Regions from separate parts of the Mus musculus genome. Here region 2 is linked to region 1. A link is a loop called in an ENCODE intact Hi-C map of the cell type or tissue named here. Cell type or tissue: gastrocnemius. All regions are shown on one strand.

Region 1 (5,000 bases):
AGCACTAACTTTAGTCTGCAGACTTCCACTAGCTGAAACAAATACATAAGGAAAAATAAAACCTCCCAAATGAAAACACTGGAATGTAGGAGGATATTTTGGAAGTCATAAAAGCAAGAGGTCCTATTCCAAAACTAATTGATAGGAAAGATACAAAGCCAAAAGCAACATAAGACAAGTGCAATTAGAGTGAATTTGTTAAAATAATTAACTTTAGAAAAACAACACTGTCAATCTATCAGACACAACTTGCTTTAATGTGTTCACCACCTCTGTGAAGCTCCTGTAAAATCTTGGCACATTTATTTCATCAAATTATTGTTCCTAGCTAATGTCGCTGAAGTTCCTGCCAAACGTCTTTTGGGAAGCAGAAGTATAAATCATTACCGTCAGAGAGATACAACTGTGTTTAAAAGGAGAACCAACAACACAAGAATACAAGCTGATTATAGACACTCAACTGAGTGTGCCCACAGTATTCGCATGATTTTTATCAGGACAAGTCCGGGCACCTCTAACTCAGCACCGTGAGTAACTTACAATGAGAAGATGACAAATTGTCAGTAAGTATGAAAGTGCTCGGGCCAGAAGGAACATTTAGTATGGATATCCCAGGTAACAAGACTTCAAGAACTTTTCAAAGTTAATGCTTACAGATGCATGTGAATAATACTTATAATGGTTTTGAGTACTAAACTTGGCATCTTAAAATATTGGGAGGCTGTGGAGAGTGAACATTCTGAAAAAGACAAGAATTCGAATCGGAAAAGATCTGTGTATAGGGCTGAAACCATATTTTCTAAACCTGATTTGCACCACAAATGATTCAATATTTTCCAAACTTTCTGATTAAATGTGCTTATTTTCCCCGTTAGTTTTAAAAAATTAGCAAATGTCATTAGGCACATTTGGAAAATGATAACGGGGATTTTCTGCTGCAGAAATGTTGGAAGGCCCCAGGTTTGAAACATTCCCAAACAGATGGCTTCCCTCAGCTACCCTCTCCCACGGTTACTTCCTTATTTCAGAGTACTAACAAGACATATTCATGCGGCTAGAATTCCTTTACAGGGCAGAAAACACGTATTGTTGTTTCGTTAGTCCTACGAATTCACTAAACCTTTTCTTGAACACTCACCCTCTCTTTAACAGTAAAACCAGAGGGCAAACTTGTGAAACCCGAACAACAAGCAGCCTGTGGTCTATCCCTCAGTCAGGGATCCCAGAGCGCGCTGTGCATGACGGGAGTAGGCAGCAGGGCTTGTGGGAAATGTAGTCTGGCGACACCGCCCTGCTCTCCATTCCTGTAATGGCTGCTTTCGGTCCGGTAAGGTACAAACTCCGCTCCCGGGGATTCCAGGATTGATTCTCCTAGTGTACTTGCACAACCCAACAAATTTGCACCCTCCCAGGGCGAAGGAATTCCAGATCTTTATGTTAGATCTTGGGATGAATTTGCTTCTCGGCTTGGTTTCATTTAGCAATCTGTGTGTGAGAACTAACTTTAAATCTAGTAGTCTCTTTTTGAAGGAACTGTTAGGGAGTGTTTTCTGTACTCGTTACCAATTTCTGTCCTTGCTGTTCGTTTCTCACTGACTCTAGCTTCCTCTTTAAAATAGGCTGTGTCACGAGTAACCTCTTAGCCTCAGCATCCGGAAGTTCCAAAGAGAATATTTCACGTTGGGTAGAATTACTTATACCCTTGTTTCGGTAAGTCTTATTAATTCCTTACAACTTCACAGAGTCACGTGTTGTGTTGAATTTTCTAGATAAGAGACATGCTAATAAAATGTGACTTTTACCTGTTAGGGTATTTTATTTGGCAAGTATCTTATGCATTTTTCCCTCTCTTTTCTAATGATAACCTAAAATGACTGTCTTTAGTTTTGTCATCTTAAACTGACATCTGAAATGATTCACAAATTCCAGTCTAAAAGATTGTTTTATATTAATATTGTCATTCAAAAAAAAAAAAATAAGGCTTTTTTTTTTAACAGTTTCTTTTGTTCGGTGTTTAACTTCTAGGCAAGTTCAGCCCTCCAGATCCTAGCATCATGAATTCAGTTTCAACGCAATTGATCTTAGTCCTCGCTTCGCTGCTTTTGATCCTGCCTGTTGTTGAAGCAGTGGAAGCTGGAGACGCGATTGCACTCTTATTAGGTGTGGTTCTCAGCATTACCGGCATCTGTGCTTGCTTGGGGATATACGCAAGAAAGCGAAATGGACAGATGTGACTCTGAAGGACTCTTCTGAATTAGACTGCACCCTGACCAGTGTGCTGAAAACCATTGTTCTGTTGAGGCCGACCCCAAGATTTGATCTCTCCCGTTCTCAGCAAGAGGGTTACAGTTAGCTGAGAGTTAACACTCTCAGTTAAGAGATGCTTTCACGTTCATACTTGTTTCTTCTACAATGGGGGCAGATGGGAGTGGAGGGCAGATGGGAGTGGAGGGCGGCTCTTAACAACAAAGAGTGCACTAATAATGTGGCCCATAACTTGTATTTGCTGCTTGGGAAGGGGCCAAAGTGAGAGGGCTTAAGTTTGCAAAAGTATTATTTCATACTTTCAAGTTGTCAGAGCACATGGAATTGGAAGATGGAAGTATTTGTTCAGAATCTAGTAAATCTATATTGTTATAATCACTGCCTCTTGCATTCTGGGGATCTCTCTCTCTCACTCTCACTCTCACTCTCTCAGAGAACCGGTTGGGGTGGGTTTTGGATTTGTTTTATTGTTGTTACTGGTTTTCTTTTTTTTTAATGCTTCTGTTTTTATCTCGCAAGTTGATATTGTACTTAGATCTTAGCCAAAAACTTTTATCTCTGAGAAAAAGTTTAATAAAAATGTACTAAACATATCTAATACTAAAATAGAGAAAATATTTGTTAAAAGATAACTTTACATTGAGTATCTTCTCCTTGTGAGATGTATTGTATCAAATACATAGCCATTATGCCATCAGTTCACCTATTGTTTTGGTCTGCTTGTATCTATGAGCTAATTATTTATAATCTGAGTGAAAAGGGACTGGTTATGTTACCTTAAAGGATCACCATGGGCAAGAAATGGGCATCTTTGAGATAGACGAGGATTCTGATAGAAAATCCACAAATAGGAAAGGAAGTGTTTTGATTTGTACACCAGCTAAAAAGGTGTACCCTCTTTGCCCTAGTAATTCCAAGAGTCCCCAAACCAATAGATTACAGAGATTTTTAATTCACATTTTTGGGCCCAGGACAAATATTCTGGCTAGAATTTAAATTAGAATGTTATAGTTTCAAGAAAAACTACTCAAACTGTTAGTACCCAAGAGTCACTTCAGGTCCTTTTGTTCCAAACAGAACTTTTAATTCTGTCTGTATTGCATAGAAGTTGAGAAAGTGGAACCTGAAGACCCAAGCTTGGCAAGGATCTTCAGGCCTTTGTTTGATTCTGAAGAATGAAATAGTCTCAGTAAGTCAAAGTAGTCTATGTTCTCAAAGTAGATAATCCAGCTGTTCCCCAAAATGCCTTGTCCAGTCTCACTCTCCAGATGCCCTTACAGGCCTTGGCTTTTGTCAGGAAGCAGGCTGTGGCCAATAAAATTTAGTGTGCAGACCCTTTCCCCACTGAACTGATGTGGCATGCCTGAGAGTTCCAGTTAACAGTAAGAAGTAGTAAGGAATGCTTACATTATAAAGACATGGAAACCAAATGGGTTTACTGGTTTTTTTTTGGAAGGTATTTTATCTTTTCACCAGAGAAAAGGCTAACAGTCTTTGTTTGGGTAAATTGGCATTTAATAAAACGTGTTCATGCATGCTTAGGAAAAAAAAGAACATGCAGGTGGCAGGACAGCTGTCATCTTTTGTCCACCAGCTCATTGGAGCAGATTTAGAAAGGAAGCCTTCTCTTCCTTGCCAGTCTCAACTTCTCTGGGATGGGGAAAATCTAACGTAAAGCCCATTATAAGCCGAAGTCATTTAATCACCTCCTGTTTTCCTACAGGAAAACAGTCTTTACTGACAGTGTGTTTCCAAAACTACTCCAAAGAATGTTTTCAACAATGGCCATTTCTTATTTTATCCTTAAAAGCAGAGGTAGAGGGATATGCTTTCTAAACATTTTAGCTTCACTGGGCCAAGGAGATGACTCAGTGGATAAAGGCGAATTCCTTTACTGATGACCTACCTGAGCTGGATCCTCAGCATCCACATCAAGGAAGAAAAGAACCAACTCCCACAGCCGACAACACCCTGACCACCATACGTGTTCCCAACATCTCACATATACACTAAATAATTAGTGCTTAATAGAATTAAAAGTGAGAAGGGAGGAGCTTCATTTCTTACTTAGACGATAAGATTTTGCTTAAACACAAAAACCTGGGCTGGACAGATGGCTCCATTGATAACAATGCTTCCTGTACAAGCATGAAGATCTAACACCCCTATAAAACCTGGGCAGCAGCACATGGGTTAAAATCTCCACCCCAGGGATAGAGACAGGTGTGTCCCTGGGCCTTCCTGCCCAGCCACTAGCCACTGCACTGAGTTTCAGATTCATGGAGAAGCCCTGCTCTCAAAAATAAGCCTGAGTGAGGAATAGGTTCGGTGCTCTGTCCTTCTTATGTGCACACTCATACTGTGCGCACACACAAACACACACACACACAAAGTCTTAGGGTGGATCTTAACCACCAGCTCCTTTGAGAATCTGATAAATACTTTTGATTATTATTTTTCCCTAACTAAATATCCACACATGCTCACATCTTCAGATTAGTTCACAAAACTTGCAGAGCTAAAACCCATCTAGGAATCGACAGTTAAGAATCTCTGGTTTGCTTGTTCATTTGTTCCCCAAGTTCAAATTCTTTCCAATTGCACAGTTCATTACATTGCTTGCAGAGAGAACAGCGGTAGGATTGACAGGTGTCCCTCGGGTGCCTGGCCCAGAGTCTGATGTATGATAAATGGTCTGCTAGTTAGATGGGCTGAGTTTAGTTTTGAAAGCCAGA
Region 2 (5,000 bases), 190 kb after region 1:
CTTTGATTACAAGAGTGAAGGTTTCTTACTGTGTGCCTTATGTTGGGAATTCCCCAAGAATAAAGGTGCCACCCAGAAGGAACCGAGCAGCCTGGACACATCTCTCAAAGAACTTCAAGGACAATGTCAGTCGCCAAATCATTGTAGAATGGGAGCTGTAAGAGAGCTTTCAAATCGCCAATGTCTTTAAATTTAGCTCAAGACTCATTAGACAGCCATAACATTAATATAGTCTTTGCTACAGTGTTAAAAATAAAAATTGAAAATTCACTGTTGCCTTTCTCTTAGCCCAGTGTAGAACTGCTTAGAAGAATGGTTGTCTTTATTCCCCATGCATGGTGCTTCTACAATTTAAAATTAAACAAAACATTTATACTTATTTACATTTTTTGCATGGATGGTTAAAAAAATTTCAAATAATAGGCAGTTATTTCCAGAACAATATACATTTTATCTTTTAGTGCTGTGTAACAGACTTTTTATGGTGAGTTACAACATACATGTGACTCACCCCAAATAGGGGAATGATGACAAACCAAAGTGTTGATACTGCCTATGATGGTTAGGTTTTTGTCAAGTTGACACAAGCTAGAGTCATTTGAGAGGAGGGAACTTCAATGAAGAAAATGGAACCATAAAGTGATGTTTAGTCAAGCCTTTAGAGCCTTTTCAATTAATGACTGATAGGGGAAGGACCCAGCCCACTGTGGTCCTGAGTATAAGAAAGCAGGCTAAGGAACTGATGAGGAGCGAGCCAGCCAGCTGCACTTCTCCATAGCCTCTGCCTTCTGGTTCTAAACTGGCTTTTGGTTACAGTGTTTCATAACAGCAAAAGGAACCATGACCAAGAAACCACCAAGGTCCAACTTGGTGAACAAATGAGTTTTATTAGGGTTGCTTACTTTATGTGGGTGAGGGCTACTACTTATAGGAGCAGAAATGACTAAGTGCTAACTGCATCACCAAGGCCCACTTCAGAATGTGCGGAAGCTCACCAAAGCAGGAAACCTAGAATACATAGCTGCCTGCAGGCAGCTCAACAGATTGAAGACGGACCTTTCAGGTAGCATAGTGTAATGACTAAAATTAACCAGTAAACTCTACCTCCCCAAGAACTGGATAACCTCCTGGGATGCTGGGAGTTGTAGTTCTTAAAAAACATAAGAAAGCCTCATGGGAAAGTGGCCTATGGGATCGTCTTTATAAACCTCTGCATACTGTCTCAGGACCACTCAAATGAAGTTACAGAGAGTGGTCCTGACCAAGGTCTGACATGGTATGTATTTAATAACACTTGGTTCTAAATTGACTGGAAATGGTGGAACTTTTCTTCTTGCTAATTTTAGGATTAGCAATAGTGAATCTCAGGATTAAGAATAGCTGGCTTGAGTTTCTTTGTTTCTTCTAAGCAGTTCCACTGGTCTCTGCTTCTTTCAGGTAAGTGGCTGGGCTTGTCTGAGAGTGACTCTTAGCAGTTTTTGCTATTTATATACTTTTGGGGACTGAGAGATCTAGTGAATCTGGTAATTTTCAGGGACTTCCTGAAGCCATTTTGAGTTATTTACTTTCTAAGAGCTTCTCTGTAGGATAGCATGTTTATCCTTTAGAACATCCTGTCATTTTTCCTTGGAAACATTCTGTCCTAAAATATCCCACTGTTTTGCTTTTCTCTTATATCTTATGTCTTAATAAGTTTCCTTCCAAGAAAAAAGGCTTTATCCTTGGACAAAACTGTCATACATCTTTGTCTTCATTTAACCAAATGTCCTAAAGTCATGAGTTGATTTTTTTTTTCCTGACTTGGAAAGTAATAATAGCACTATCTAATGAGAAAGTTGACCAATTTTTTTTACACTATTGATGCATAGTATTACATGAGTTATAACACAAATTTAAAGTAGGGATTTTTCTTATATAACATTAAAATATATTTTTTAAATCTGGCAATAAAAGAAGGCCAAAATGAAGTGGACAGCACCATCAAAATGAATGAGAAATAGAATACAAATGTTTTAGGTCATTTAAAGATTTCCTATTTCCCACTCTGGTGAGCATCCCTGTACCTCACCTGGGCAACACAGTGGAGCTGGCCCTGATGACAGAGGCACAGTGAGCCAGCCCCAAGGGTGTGAGGCTGGGAGAACTGACCCAGCCCCTGGAAGGCTGCAGCACTTGGGAGAGTGGGCCCTGCACCTTAATTAGGCAGCACTGTGGGGCTGGCTCTGGTGGCATGAAAGCAGGATAGCTGACCCCCTGCCAACTGCAGCATTGAGTGAGCTAGCTGGGGCAGTGCTGGAAGTGGGGTAGGTATAGGAGAGTTGACAGGCTGATCAACTCAGTGACTGCCCAGGCCCAGATCCTGGCTTTGAGTTGGCCCACTCAAAAATCTACCTTATCTATGAGTTTCTGAAACACATAGTCTGCTCAAGATGGCTTCCTAGACAGCTCTCTATAGATAGCTCTTGGCTCTGTAGCCTGTTCATGGTAGCTTTCTGCTGGGAAAAAAAAAAAAAATCTAAAAGCTCTCTGAAGAGCTCATGGGTTTTTTTTTGACAAAAATCAGAAAACCTGCTGTAAAAAATTCTTGGATTTTCTAGAAAATAAATTCTAAAAGAGCTGTGTTCACTCTTCAAGTCGTTCTCTCTAGGTAGCTGCTAGAAAAAAAAAATTCTTTAAAAAGGAATGAAAAATTCTAAAACAGTTGTATTCACCCTCCATGAATTTTATGACCAAAATCAGAAACCCTGTTAGAAAATATTCTAAAATAGCTGTGTTTGCTTTCCAAGCAGTTCTCTCTGGGTAGCAGCTAGAAAAAAAAAAAATTCTAAAAAAGAACTTCCGTGGCTCTCTGCTAGTTCATCTCATGCAGAACAAAAGCAGAGTCTTCTACTCACAAATCAGTTCAATCATTTACTCCAAGTTCCCTTTCAATTATCCCACGAATTATCATTTTGTGAATTTAGCCCCTGGATTCTTAGAAGACAAAAAGTACATTTTTTTTTTTAACATGGCAAAAGAATTCAGAGATCTGCCTCCCTTTGTAAGCACAAACAATAAACGTAGCTGGGTGAGATCTTGCTCTGCCATTACCACTCTGCAAATCTCTTTATTTCTTTCCTTAATATCTTTCTGAGAAGCTGGCTCATAGTGCAGCTGCCTTTGTTCTTCTAGGTCTGTGAAGCCCCTCATATAGTTTATATTACATCCTTATATTTTTGCATAGTTGAGGAATCTTACACACACACACACACACACACACACACACATAACTAATGCTTTCAGAGTTCTTTCCCACAGCCCTAAGGCCCTGAAAGTCACAGCATTTACCATTTGCTAAGGGCATTACAGACACACTCACTCCTGGACTTGACCCTTTCCCATGACCATGCAATAGGGTATGCTTGTTTGAAATGTCACTAAATCTACACGGTACAACAAATGCTTTTCTTCATCAATCAGAACATTTATTTCAATTAGATAGAAAACCTGTTAATATTCCTTTTCTACCATAGCAGATGTACAGCTTGGCCCAGTATTACCAATTAGGCTGGAAAAAGGTAGTTGTAAACTTCCTTCATAGTGTGATCTAAGGCCATTTGCTATGTTCTGTTAAGAAAACTCAGTTTTGTTTTTTTCCAGGATATATAAGCCAAGGCTCAATCTGAATTCATACAAATTTTAAATAGAACTTAATATTTAATCTCCAGTTCTTAAGTTTCTTTTCAAGAAAGTCAGAAGTAAAAAAAAATTATTTTTTTCAATTTTCTTGGAAAATGATTGCTTATTATAACTAAGTTCCTCTTATATTAATATGTTACACAAAATATTATGATAAACAGAATAACTACTTAAGAAACAGCAAGAAGTTTCCACATACTTTTAAAATAGGAAGTTTTAAAAGATTCCTATGTATAATCAGCAAATAGTAGTACTTATATTTGGTAATAGTGCAGGAAAATAAATATCCATCTTCACTGCCAGAAGTGACATAAAGTCCTAGCCCATGTTGAAAGGGTGTTTTGACAACAGATATCAAAAGCTTAATAGGCATGACCTTTTGAATTAGAAATTTCACTTTAATGGAATATATATATATATATATATATATATATAGAGAGAGAGAGAGAGAGAGAGAGAGAGAGAGAGAGAAATTAAAAACAATGCAAAGGTATTAATCACATGTAATGTGATTTGTATTTCAGAAAAGTGGGTACAACATAAACGTGATGTGACTAGGGGTTAACTAATAAAATAGTAGATTATTCATAAAATAGATGACCACATATCCATTTGAGAAACATCCCATTTGAAGTTAATGCATACATGCAAAGGAAAAAAATGTTGTTTCATCTCACTGGTAAAATTCTAAGTAGTTTGTGCTTGTTTAATCCTTTCGCTATTTCTCAAATTCCCTTCAATGTTTTTAACCTTTTAAAACAGTGGATCTCAACCTTATGGGTTTCGACTATTTGGGACCTAATCATCCTTTTATGGGGGTTACCTAAGACCACTGTAACACAGATATTTATATTACAATTCATAACAGTAGCAAAATTATGAAGTAGCAATGAAAACAATTTTATGGTTGGAAGCCACCACAACACTAGGAGCTAAGTTAGAAGGTTCCAACATTAGGAAGGTTAAGAACCACTGTTTTCAAAGGTCTTGAAAGTCCATCTGCAAGTAGTATGAAGTAAAGTGTGAAAAGAAAAAAACTAAGAAACAAACAAACTCTGGACTGAAGAGATAGTTCAGCAGAGACTCCAAATTGAGTTCTAGCTTCTATGATGACTCACAGCTACATATACCTAACTCCAGCTGTAGTAACCCAATTCACTCTTCTGCCCCCAGAGGACATAGCATTTGCACAAACACATTCACACATAAGTAAATATTTTAAAAATTAAATAAAAATACACTATAAGACTTATTTTCCTAGATGGAAGTGTGAAACATTCATATTAAACAAATAAATACCTAATATTCACTACAAATGACAT

The links. Hi-C counts contacts between places; a loop is a spot of excess contacts. Peaks named below come from ENCODE experiments on the same cell type or tissue, not always from the same donor. Only the 100,000 strongest peaks of a DNase experiment are listed, where the experiment ranks them.
Region 2: it touches region 1 in a loop (1.9-fold over the local background); 11 of 42 quality-filtered maps call a loop at or near these places.

Annotation. Positions count from the first base shown.
Region 1 is chr6:13,867,766-13,872,765 of GRCm38, reverse strand. It overlaps 2610001J05Rik (RIKEN cDNA 2610001J05 gene), which reads left to right and starts at 1,248. Exons shown (of 3, transcript NM_001352887.1): 1 at 1,248-1,327; 2 at 1,620-1,710; 3 at 2,026-5,000. The coding sequence starts at 2,055. The coding sequence ends at 2,234. It overlaps 1110019D14Rik (RIKEN cDNA 1110019D14 gene), which reads right to left and starts at 1,197. Exons shown (of 3, transcript NR_045995.1): 1 at 1,139-1,197. In gastrocnemius, no CTCF peak of the experiment used is centred here; DNase peaks (open chromatin) are centred at 1,271, 2,154 and 2,438; H3K4me3 peaks cover 2,483 bases; H3K27ac peaks cover 1,936 bases.
Region 2 is chr6:13,679,935-13,684,934 of GRCm38, reverse strand. No RefSeq gene overlaps it. Among named protein-coding and RNA genes, the nearest start is that of Bmt2, 4.5 kb to the right of the region's middle. In gastrocnemius, no CTCF peak of the experiment used is centred here; a DNase peak (open chromatin) is centred at 2,204.